3 separate regions of the Homo sapiens genome follow, and all the other regions are linked to region 1. A link is a contact called in ENCODE Hi-C or POLR2A ChIA-PET data. All regions are on one chromosome and are shown on one strand. The core of a region is the stretch at or near the end of the contact, and the rest is flanking DNA. Distances in the headings are between cores, read along the strand shown.

Region 1 (3,816 bases), core at 795-3,294:
AGGAGACGCTACAGTTGAACTGGAACCTGGGTGAACAGATCTCAGGAAAGAGCACTGCAAGCAGAGATCAGCAAAAGAAGTGAAGATGAGGCCGGGTGCGATGGCTCACGCCTGTAATCCCAGCACTTTGGGAAGCCGAGGTGGGTGGATCGCTTGAGGTCAGGAGTTCGAGACCAGCCTGGGGAACATGGCAAAACCCTGTCTCTACTAAAAATACAAAAATTAGCTGGACAGGGTGGTGCAAGTCTGTAATCTGAACTACTTGGGAGGCTAAGGCAAGAGAATCACTTCAACCCAGGAGGTGGAAGTTGCAGTGAGCTGAGATCATGCCACTGCATTCCAGCCTGGGTGACAGAATGAGACTCTGCCTCAAAAAAAGGCTGGGCGTGGTGGCTCACACCTGTAATCCCAGCACTTTGGGAGGCTGAGGTGGGCGGATCACCTGAGGTCAGGAGTTCGAGACCAGCCTGGCCAATATGGCGAAACCCCGTCTCTACTAAAAGTACAAAAAATTAGCCGGGTGTGGTGGCTCGTGCCTGTAATCCCAGTTACTCGGGAGGCTGAGGCAGGAGAATCGCTTGAATCCGGGAGGCAGAGGTTGCAGTGAGTCGAGATCACACCATTGCACTCCAGCTTAGACAACAAGAGCGAAACTCCGTCTCAAAAAAAAAAAAAAAAAAAAAAAAGAAGTGAAGATGAGCTTGTCAGATTGTCAGATTTGCAAAATAGCCAGAAGGTCAGTGTTCTTGGAGCAAACTGAGTGAGCAGGAGGGTGGGGAAAGATGAAGCACAAAGGCTGAATTTTACCTGGGATGATAAAATAATCTTACACAAGCCGAAACGTATATACTTTCACATAAATTTATGTGCCTATGAAATTGGAGTTGCTCTGGGACTCAAGCGGCATCCTTGCCCCAACCCCTGCTGTTTTCTGAAGCATTCCTAAGGAACCTTAGAGTGTGGGAGAGAGAAATAGCAGGAAGTCCTTAACCTAGTCCAACCCTTTTATTTTACAGTTAGGGAAACCTAAGCTGAGAGAGGAGATGGAAACCTGGTTGTAGGAGTGAGTGGGGAAGGGTTCACGGTCATTCTGGTAGGTAGGGGTAGGGCCAGAGCAAGGAGTCCTGGTTTGTGAACCACCAGCTGGCCGTCTAGGAGTTTACAGACCAGCAGTGGCAATGTTGACAAAGGGCATATCTTCCTTTCCCCAAGAACATTGGCTCTGGAGCAATAACCCAGCAATGGGGGCTTTGGGGTGTCCCTCTTAATCCGGTAGCTCAGCCCATTCGGATATGCCAGCTGGAAAGAGAGAGGGAGAAGTCAACTGAGTACCTCTCTCTAACAGCTCAATCCCTCCCCTTCAGGGTTAAGATCGGGGCTGCAGTGGTTAGCATCTCTGCTTCCTCTAGCCGGCTGTGTCATTGAACCTGTGTGATCAGACGCAAACCAGATCAGTATGACTTCAAAGCTTCATCTTTGAGATGGAGTCTTGCTCCCTCGTCCGGGCTGGAGTGCAATGGCGCAATCTCGGCTCACTGCAACCTCCGCCTCCCGGGTTCAAGCAATTCTCCTGTCTCAGTCTCCCGAGCAGCTGGGACTATAGGCGCCTGCCAGCACGCCCGGCTAATTTTTGTATTTTTAGTAAAGACTGAGTTTCACCTTGTTGGTCAAGCTGGTCTCGAACTCGTGACCTCAGGTGATCCACACGCCTCTGCCTCCTAAAGTGCTGGGATTACAGGCGTGAGCCACCGCGCACGGCTAAAGCTTCAGTTCTTAACCATCAGGCGACAGTGCGTAGTCTGGTAGCAACTGGAAAAGTCCTGCTGAGATTTAGCCTCCCATACACACAGAGTCCCACCCCGGACAGGCTGTATCAACCCCCCACGGCCATATGCCCACTGCTGTTTGCGTACAATGAGGCGGGACCTATAGACTGTATCCACTGACTCATCTGGAGTGATTCCGCGGGGCGCCAATACAAGGACCACTGTCTCCAAACAGCAGCCAGCCACCCCTCTCTCTTGGTTTCCTTCCTTTGAGTGGTGCAAAGGCTTAAGGGTGTAACCTCAGAATGGGGCCCTGAATCAGCTGTGGGCGAGCTCCTAGAGTATCTTAATTCCTGCTTCATCTCTTTCCATTTTGCAGTTGGGCAAACTGCGGCTCAGAAAGATAAAGAACTTCTCCGGAGCGAAAAAGCTGCTAAGAATGTATCCAAAACTCCGCACGGTAAGGACTGAGGACGGTCAAAAGACCACCAAGAGTTAAAACCATGAAGCTGCGTAGTACCGCGGAGGCTAGAGAGACCCGGCCCACCCCTTCCAACCTATGCCCCTCCTCTTAACTTCCGGGCGGGGCATGACTTCCGGTTCCCGCGCGGCGCTCCAAAGCTCGGGGAGTGGTGGTCTCCCTTTCCTGGAGTCATTTGTGGGAGTTAGGGTCTTATCCTGATCTTTCCTCGTCCCCCGCTCCCCCGTCCTCCGAGGTGGCAGCTGCGTAGGTGAACGTTCCCCCTGTCCCCTTCCTTCTCCTTCCTAACCCGAGTACGCTTGCTCGCGGCCACAGTGGCTGCCTGCCCCAGGAGCGGGGAGTCCCTGCCTTTGGGGTAGGGAAATGACTGAAATGTGGGACCTGCGGGCTCCTCGGGCTGACTTGGACCTCACTGCAGCTCTGGAGGTGGACCTCGTCCTGGGACCCTAGAAGCCCATTTCCGCACTCGGGCTAGGCCTTCGGAGCCGCGGCAGCATAGTGGGAGGAGTCGGGCTCAGCTCCCCCCCACCACAACCGGGATTATTTTTATCGGTTGAGTCATCGCACTACCTTTCATCCTTGTGGCTTTGGGCAAGTCCCCGCCCTCCGAGCCTCACTTTGCTTATCTGTGAATGGAAATAACAGTGCCTACCCCATGGGCTATCGGGAGGATCAGTTGTGAGGGAATGCAGTGTGGGGTGTCTGGCCGGCAGAATTCCACAAATGGTAGCAGCGGTTGATGTCACTGGAGGTTCCTGGGGCAGTAATTTATCAAGAGTTTATGATCCTGAACTAAGGATCATACGGAGGAGGATCTGTGTATAACGTTCGGCACAATGTTAGATAGGAAGTAAGGGCGCAGTGCACTGGAGTTATTTTTTCTTTTTTTTTTTTTTGAGACGGAGTCTCGCTCTGTCGCCCAGGCCGGAGTTGCAGTGCCGCGTTGTCGCCTCACTGCAACCTTCTCTGCCACATGGGTTCAAGCGATTCTCCTGCCTCAGCCACTCGAGTAACTGGGATTACAGTCGCACATCACCACGCCTGGCTAATGTTTTGCATTTTTAATAGAGACGGTTTCACCATGTTGGCCAGCCTGGTCTTGAACTCCTGATCTCAGGTGATCCACCCGCCTCGGCCTTCCAAAGTGCTAGAAGTATAGGCATGAGCCACTGTGCCTGGCCTGGAGTTATTTTTTCTCACTGGGTTTTTGAGCAAAGAAAAGGAGTTATTAACTGGTGAGGATAAATTTGTGTTTGGTAAGTCGTCTTCTGAAGCTGACAGGATTTATAAGCCGGGTAAATTGTGGTGCTGGTTCATCTTTGAGAGCCAGCCTTAAGAATTGGCCCACTGACTGCTGGGCGTGGTGGCTCACATCTGTAATCCCAGCACTTTGGGAGGCCGAAGCGGGTGGATCACCCGAAGTCAGGAGTTCGAGACCAGCCTGGTCAACATGGTGAAACCCCATCTCTACTAAAAACATAAAAATTAGCCAGGTATGGTGGTGGGCACCTGTAATCCCAGTTACTCGGGAGGCTGAGGCAGAGAATTGCTTGAACCCAGAAGGAGGAA
Region 2 (3,816 bases), core at 556-3,055, 360 kb before region 1:
ACCCTCTCCTCAACCTGACCCAGCTTCCAGCCACAGGCACCCTCACCTCCTGGCAGCAAAGGGGAGCAGGTCCACATGGACCACTCCACCACGGCGTTCACCCTTCCTCCTCTCCACCGCTGTGGAGATCTTCTCCCATCAAGAGTCAGAGTACCACGATTCTAGACCTTGCTGAAGGTGACTAGGTGACCTCAGGCAGTTCATTTAGCCTCTCCGAGCCTCAGTTTCCTCACCTGTGCAATGGAGGCTTCAGCGCCTGCCCTGAAATATTGCTGTGAAGGGGGAAATTGCTCGTGCCACCTGAGGATTAATCATTACCCTGGAACCCTTCCCAAGGCCATCAAGGAACACGCACCCCTTACCAGACCTTCCAGCTGCTGGGGGCTCTCAGAGTGAGGCTGAGGTCATGGAGAAGGGAATGGGGGGCCCCCATGGCCAGCTGGACCTGATCACTGCCTCCCCACTCAGCCACAGCCCTCAGGGCCCTGTGCCAGTCCAGAAGCCCATTCAGGGACACCTTTGGCCAATGTTCTGTTTCATCTGCGAGGCAACCTTCCCCAGTGCCCCAACCATAGCGTTTTCCCCCAAACACCCTCAGGAAGGAGGGACCACTACCTGTGCAGGGGGGGCCAGGAGCCTCCTGAGAGCCTCATATGGGGAGGAAGTGGTACCATCTCACCCCCATTGCCTTTCTCTCCTACTTCCACCTGGCCAGCTTCCCTCAGTGCCCCTCCTGCCTCAGTGCCCCTTCCCTCAGTGTCCTTCCTGCCTGCCGCCCCAGGGGCCTGACCTCTGACTTGGCAGGGAGGGGAATGGAGCCCGGGGACAGAGGCCAATGAGCCCTGAGAACAGTGGATGTTCTTCCTGACCCCACCACCGGGCCTGTGCTATGACCCCAACAAGGACTCCGAGGGCATGCACAGGCTGGGGTCTGTTATGGTAGGGAGGGGGCCGCTCACCTCCGGAGACTGTGTGTGTGTGCAGGTGTGCGTACACAAGGTTTCTTCCCCAAGCCCAGGCGCCCCGCAGCTGGCACCAAACCCTGCAGGGCACGGAAACCGCCCCGTGAATTCCCACCGAGTCCTCAGATCCTGCCGAGCCAGGGGAGGCGACGAGGGGGCGCCCAACTTCGTGACGCGTGTGCCCCGCTCTGCCGCGGGGGTCAGGGACAGGGGAATGCGTCCTGTCTCTGGGGATGCAAGGACATCACCGCCCTCCCCGCTCAGGGTCCTTGATCTGAGGCCCCCACTTCCCTCCTCTGAGGACAGGAGCGCCACCCTCTGGGGGGCGCTAGGGCTTGGGCCCCTCCCCAGGGATGGAGGAAACGCGCCCACTTCCCACAGTCCCTCCTCTAAACCCCAGGCGCCCCCACCTCGAGGTGGGCGGAAAACTGGACTCCCCACCCACCCAGGGGGGTGGGACCAAAGCCCCCTGGCCGCGGCCTGGACCAAGTCCAACAGGCTGGGGGTTCAGCCGGCTCAGTCCAGGCCTCCCCCCACTTCTCCAGCTGCTGTCAAGACCGGGCTGCGCGAGCCCAGCTGCGCCCACCCCTCGCCCCTGGAGACCCGGGTCCCCCACGCGTTCGCCCCCACCCTCCGTCCCCGCCCGCCCGCGCGGGGTCTTCGCTGCGAGCCGACGGGAGTCTGGACACCTCTGTCCCCTTCCCCTTTCCAGGGCCGCAGCCCTGGCGGGGCGCACTCACCCAAGGGCCTGGGCCGGGGGCGTCCTGGGCTCGGCACTCTGGTGCCCGCGGCCGCCGCTGCAGCTCTGCTCAGATGCGGCCGGCGCTCGCCGCCGCCGCAGTTCGGGGAGGGGGACGTCACATGACCGCGGAGCGCTCCTTCCCCGGCGCCGCTCCCCACTCACTGCGGAGCCCAAGCCGCGGGCGCGGGAGCGGCGGGGAGGCCCCCGCCCTGCCGCCCCGCCCCGCCGCAGGTCCTGGAGGAGGGTTCTCGGTGCCCCCATTTTACAGGTGGGGAAACTGAGGACCAGAGAGGGGCAGGGACTGGCTCAAGGTTACACAGCTAGACAGTGGCAGAACCTGGGCGACAGCCCAGCTGTCCAGGCAACAGCTCATGCTCCAAGGGGACTGGGACAACTTCTGGATCAAGTGGAGACGTCGGGATAGGTGGGGCCCACGGCCCCCATGGGCTCCGCTTGTCTGCAGGCGCGGGAGGAAGGCGCACAGGCTTCGCTGGGCGAGAAAGCTGCTGTGCCCTGGCTGACGCCCTCCTCACCCGGGCGCTCGGCGCGCTTCCTGGCAGAGGCCACGCGGTTGACCCTCGCCAGCCCATTCGCGGCTCTTGGACTTTGTCTCTGGACTGGGCAGCTCGCCCCCGCCCCAGCCTAACCCGGGCCCAGGGCGGGTGTGGGGAGGGGAGCCACAGGCTACGGAGAAGTGGAAGGGAGGCACCCGGAAGAGAGTGGGATCAGAACAAGAGTGAAAACCCAGGCAGGGAGGGGGCGGCAGAGATCACCTCGGCCTGACTTCCAAGGCCCAGGGAGAGTTAGAGACTTGCCCAAGGTCCACAGCAAGTGAGCGGCCTGCCCACTCGAGTCCCTTCTTTGATGGTCAACAGAGCCTGAGGCTCCTGTGCCCCACTCCCCACCAAGGGGGAGCCCTCACCCACACCTCTTTCTGTTCTCCACTGAGCTCCCTCCCCGGGGAACAGCCCACATGAAGCAAAGAAACACGCAGTGGGTCGGCAAGGCCAGAACTGGGGACAACGGGTGAGGGGTATGGTTGGTGGCTCCAAGGTCATGAACTCGTCACAGAACACTCGTGTTCCAGGGGGATCTCTGAAATCTCTGGATCTCACCCCAATGTTCTAAGAACTGGGAAAACAGGCTGCAAAAGGTACAAAGACAGACCTCTTTCTCAACCATTTCGAATTGGTGGGTCAAGCCGACAGGGCCCTCCAAGGTCAACAAGTCCAATAGGCCCACTTGACAGATAATATTTAGGGAGGGGAAAGTCCAAGACATGTACTCAATATATTTCTTGAGCATCTACTGTGTGCTTAAAACCACAACTGTTACTTCCAGCTCCCACTATTTTCCCGGCCACATGGGCTGCATTTCACAAAAGGAAAGATCCGAGGTCTTCAGCAACTCTTACATCAGCCTCTGGAGGATCTGAGACATGCAAGCCTCCGGGTTTTCAGTCCCATAGGGGCTGGGGACCAGAGCCATGTTTTCCGGTCAAGACTCTAATCCCCGTGGAGAAAAGGTGAATAAGGGGGAATAGCAGGAAATGCCCCACCCTCTTCCCACGCATCCACCCACCTGTGAAAGGGCAGAGGGGAAGGTAGATCAGGCACTTGTTCTTTTCAGTCCTCCCTCCAGCAAGCTTCCCTAGCTGTATATGGGAAAGAGACCCCAGCCCAGGGGGGTTTCTCAAACTTCTAAGAGTGCAGGAGCGGTCTGTAGACTCAGATTCAGATTCAGTGGGCCTGGAGCCTGAGCTCCTGCATTTATAATGAAGCTTCGTGGCTGCAGACATCCTGAGCAGCACTGGTAGTACAAGGCAAGTTGTCAGGGCAGGAGGAAGACTCCTGCGGTATCACATGCTCACTCATGGACCACCCAACCCGGGGGGCCCTTTGATCTCCTGCCTAGGAATACACCAGGACTATATAGTTGGCTCAAACACTGTAATAAAAAGGCAAGAAGTTGAATGAGGCTGGCCGAGGCGCTTCTGGGGATGATGGTGAAGGGACTGTGGGGCATAGCAACTGCCCTAGACAGGTATGTCCTGCAGGGCTCTGGTCCTGGGAGATGCTTGGTCAAATACATCCTACTTAGGAAATGCCAGCA
Region 3 (3,816 bases), core at 723-3,222, 260 kb before region 1:
TGTAACATAAGCTTAGGTTTTCTTTTGCTATAAAGGAACATTACAGGACAAAGTTCTGCAGATTTCTGTAGGATACCCACTAAAGGATTACTGATAACAGTAAAAGACTGGAAATTTATATGGAAGTAACAAAATAAATTACAATATAACCAAACAACAAAAACTACTGCTGTCAAAAAATAAAAAGGTAGGCCGGGCACAGTGGCTCACGCCTGTAATCCCAGCATTTTGGGAGGCCCAGGTGGGCGGATCACAAAGTCAGGAGTTCGAGACCAGCCTGGCCAACATGGTAAAACCCCATCTCTACTAAAAATACAAAAATTCGCCAGGAGTGGTGGCGGGAGCCTGTAATCCCAGCTACCCAGGAGGCTGAGGCAGGAGAAATCACTTGAAACTGGAAGGCGGGAGGGTGCAGTGAGCCGAGATCGTGCCACTGCACTCCAGCCTGGGCAACAAGAACAAAACTCTATCTCAAAAAAAATAAAAATAAAAATAAATTTAAAAAAAGGTAGGGAAAGCTTTTAATGTTGTGATATATAACGATATCATTAGTTGAAAAAAGGAAGGTGGGCCAGGCACAGTGGCTCACGCCTGTAATCCCAGCACTTTGGGAGGCTGAGGCAGGCGATCACCTGAGGTCGGGATTTCGAGACCAGCCTGACCAACATGGAGAAACCCTGTCTCTACTAAAAATACAAAATTAGCCGGGCATGGTGGCGCATGCCTGTTAATCCCAGCTAGTTGGGAGGCTGAGGCAGGAGAACTGCTTGAGCCCAGCAGGGTGAAGGTTGTGGTGAGCCAAGATCACGCCATCGCACTCCAGCCTGGACAACAAGTGGAAACTTTGTCTCAAAAGAAAAAAAAGAAAAAAAAAAAGGAAGGTACAAAACACTGCATATCATGTTGCCATGTTTTTTATTTACAAATGGGGTAAACACACCCGTTTGTTTAGATAGAAGAGTACATTATAAACTGGAAACAACCTTATCGGCAAAGATTATCTCTGTACTTGCCAGCTATAAGTCAGAAGTAAATAACACTCTGAACTTCCTTTTTTTTTTTTTTGAGACTCCCATACTGAAGTGGCATGTTCATGGCTCACTGCAGCCTCTACATCCTGGACTCAAGTAATCCTCCAGCCTCAGCCTCTGGAGTAGCTGGGAGGTGCATGCCACCATACTTGGATAATTTTTTATTTTATTTTTTGTAAAAACAGGGTCTTGCCATGTTGCCCCAGGCTGACCCCATCACTTTTTATACCTTTCAGACTTTGAACAATAAAATGTGTTACATATTCCAAAAATAAGTAAATAATTGTTTTAATGTTCAGTTTAAACATACTGTCTTCTAAAATATAAAAATGAAGCTGGGTGTGGTGGCACATGCTTATAGTGCCAGCTATTCAGAAGGCTCAGGCAGAAGATGGCCTAAGCCTAGGAGTTGGAGGCTGCAATGAACTATGATTGCACCTGTGAACAGCCACTGCACTACAGCCTGGCCAACAAAGTGAGACCCTGTCTCTATTTTAAAACTTTTGAAAAAATAAAAATGAAAACAAGTTCGACCAATTTAAGAACAGTTTTGTCAGCTTATATCAAAGCTAGGAGGGAAAAAAGCTTATTAATGAAATAAAGTAGAACCCATCCACTGTGGGGAGAAGAAGCTAGGGTTTTGTTTTAGTGCTTATAACTCATCTCTAATGGGAAAGGTCTACTATAAGAGAGTTAAAGAAACAAAACTGGCCGGGTGCAGTGGCTCCTGCCTGTAATCCCCAGCACTTTGGGAGACTGAGGTGGGCAGATCACTTGAGGCCAGAAGTTCAAGACCAGCCTGGCCAACATGGCAAAACCCCGTCTCTACTAAAAATACAAAAATGTGCCAAGCGTGGTGGCGTGTGCCTATAATCCCAGCTACTTGGGAGGCTGAAGTGAGAGAACCGCTTGAACCAGGAAGGCAGGGTTTGCAGTGAGCTGTGATCGCACCAGTGCATTCCAGCCAGGCTGGGCAACAGAGCGAGACTCGTCTCAAAAAAAAAAAGAAGAAACAAAACTGATTCTGAGACTGAGAAAAGTAACAGAAAATCTCTCCTGGGAACAGTGACAAGGATATACTAGGAAGGTTCTTTCGAAAGAAAATTACAGCTAGTGGCAATGGACTCTCCCAAAGGTCTTTGGCAGATAGGAAAAAATAGTGTCAGTAACCATGGTGAAAATATACCTCTAAAACAAAGTAGGCACTTATTTTGTCAATCCTTTCAACTCTGCTTTTCAAAGGTGTAATATCAAGTCTTGTTTGTTCACTCCCTCCTCTTGGACAAGTGGGTGGTAAAAATTTTTCACACGGGCCGGGCGCGGTGGCTCACGCCTGTAATCCCAGCACTTTGGGAGGCGGAGGCGGGTGGATCACGAGGTCAGGGGTTTGAGACCAGCCTGACCAACATGGTGAAACCCCATCTCTACTAAAAATACAAAAATTAGCTGGACGTGGTGGCAGGCGCCTGTAATCCTGGCTACTCAGGAGGCTGAGGCAGGAGAATTGCTTGAACCTGGGAGGCGGAGGTTGCAGTGAGCCGAGATCACGCCACTGCACTCCAGCCTGGGCGACAGAGCGAGACTTCATCTCAAAAAAAAAAAAAAAAAAAAAAATTCACACGACCTGGCTGGGGAAACAGATACTCCCATGTGTCAAACACAGACATCATTCTCAGAAAATAGTTCCACTGGATCTGTTTAGATTTTAGTCTCCAGTTCCTGATAGCAAAATAATTCAGACAATGAAGAAAAGGTAGGCTCTCCCTGTCCCCACCCAAAAATCATGCATACTCAACTGGTTCTAAAGCTGGCATCAAAAGGCAAACACAACCTATGGCCTAAATATTACCACAATAAGACTTTCAAAAGCTACTATGAGAAGCTGGGAGCAATCTGTATTATTAGGCCCCACAACACTGGCATTGTTCTTTTTAAATTTTCTTAAATTAATTGCTTGCTAGGTATCACTGAATACGTCTTCAGTCGGCTAGAACACCACCACAGCAGAATGCCAAGTGCAGGTGACCTGTGATAGACTACCACCCCAGGCCAAACCTATGGCTCCCGAGCCTCTATGGCCACACTTCAGGTGGGAACCAAAAAGCCAATGGCGGTGCTTTGCATTAAAAGGGCTTGGGCTTTCTAAACTTCTAAATTGTTGCTAAGCCTTTCATACATAGCCCAATATGGGGGGGCGGGGTTGTGTTTGTTCTCTTACTTGGAGAGGTAAAGAATCTACTTAACAAACACAAATAACAGCTGGGCGCAGTGGCTCACGCCTATAATCCCAACACTTTGAGAGGCCAAGGCGGGCAGATCACCTGAGGTCGGGAGTTCGAGACCAGCCTGGCTGACATAGAGAAACCTCGTCTCTACTAAAAATACAAAAAATTAGCCAGGCGTGGTGGCACATGCCTGTAATTCCAGCTACTCAGGAGGCTGAGGCAGGAGAATCACTTGAACCCAGGAGGCAGAGGGTGCGGTGAGCCGAGATCATGCCATTGCACTCCAACCCTGGTAACTAGAGAGAAACTCTGTTTCAAGAAAAGGAAGGGAGGAAGGAAGGGAGGGAGGGAGGGAGGACGGATGGACAGGCAGACACAAATCACAGTTCTAATTATAAGCTGTTACTTCTAAAGCCAGCCTTAGCAGCACAGCAGAATGCCAACCACAGAGGGCTGTAGCCTCTCCCATTCGTCATTCTCCAATGCCCCTAACTCCATTTTATCCCTCCTTAGGAGTAGGCCCCAGGTATCAAGGATCATTTATCATCATGTGTGTGCCA

What was found. Hi-C counts contacts between places; a loop is a spot of excess contacts on that map. ChIA-PET counts read pairs that join two places held with the same protein, here RNA polymerase II (POLR2A). Pooled maps may share reads with other maps.
Region 2: a pooled map shows a loop between it and region 1 (6-fold over the local background). The contact joins the promoter of RAP1GAP here to the promoter of LINC00339 in region 1. A Hi-C loop is called at or near these places in 2 of 168 maps with a recorded cell type or tissue (CD4-positive, alpha-beta T cell and naive thymus-derived CD4-positive, alpha-beta T cell), 1 of 37 single-sample maps with no recorded cell type and 7 of 50 pooled maps. POLR2A ChIA-PET finds 5 or more read pairs at or near these places in 4 of 52 experiments (HEK293, HepG2, Panc1 and 1 more).
Region 3: a map of GM12878 shows a loop between it and region 1 (4-fold over the local background). The contact joins the enhancer-like site here to the promoter of LINC00339 in region 1. A Hi-C loop is called at or near these places in 1 of 168 maps with a recorded cell type or tissue (GM12878), 13 of 37 single-sample maps with no recorded cell type and 6 of 50 pooled maps. POLR2A ChIA-PET finds 5 or more read pairs at or near these places in 7 of 52 experiments (B cell, CD4-positive, alpha-beta T cell, GM10248 and 4 more).

What each region holds. Positions count from the first base shown.
Region 1 is chr1:22,023,147-22,026,962 of GRCh38, forward strand. LINC00339 (long intergenic non-protein coding RNA 339) reads left to right here and starts at 2,045. Exons shown (of 2, transcript NR_023918.2): 1 at 2,045-2,226. It overlaps LINC01635 (long intergenic non-protein coding RNA 1635), which reads right to left and starts at 2,902. Exons shown (of 3, transcript NR_110692.1): 1 at 2,818-2,902; 2 at 1,660-1,820; 3 at 848-1,299. RefSeq lists enhancers at 2,330-2,931, 2,543-2,652, 2,730-3,024.
Region 2 is chr1:21,667,552-21,671,367 of GRCh38, forward strand. It overlaps RAP1GAP (RAP1 GTPase activating protein), which reads right to left and starts at 1,806. Exons shown (of 25, transcript NM_002885.4): 1 at 1,703-1,806. RefSeq lists a silencer at 1,728-1,877 and an enhancer at 2,526-3,725.
Region 3 is chr1:21,760,244-21,764,059 of GRCh38, forward strand. All of the region lies in intron 1 of USP48 (ubiquitin specific peptidase 48), which reads right to left. Among named protein-coding and RNA genes, the nearest start is that of USP48, 21 kb to the right of the region's middle. RefSeq lists an enhancer at 1,659-1,738. Within about 2 kb of position 1,973, at least 4 of the 41 ENCODE cell types and tissues checked have a DNase peak (open chromatin) inside an H3K27ac peak, as active enhancers do; they include B cell, GM12878 and OCI-LY7, where a contact is called at or near this core.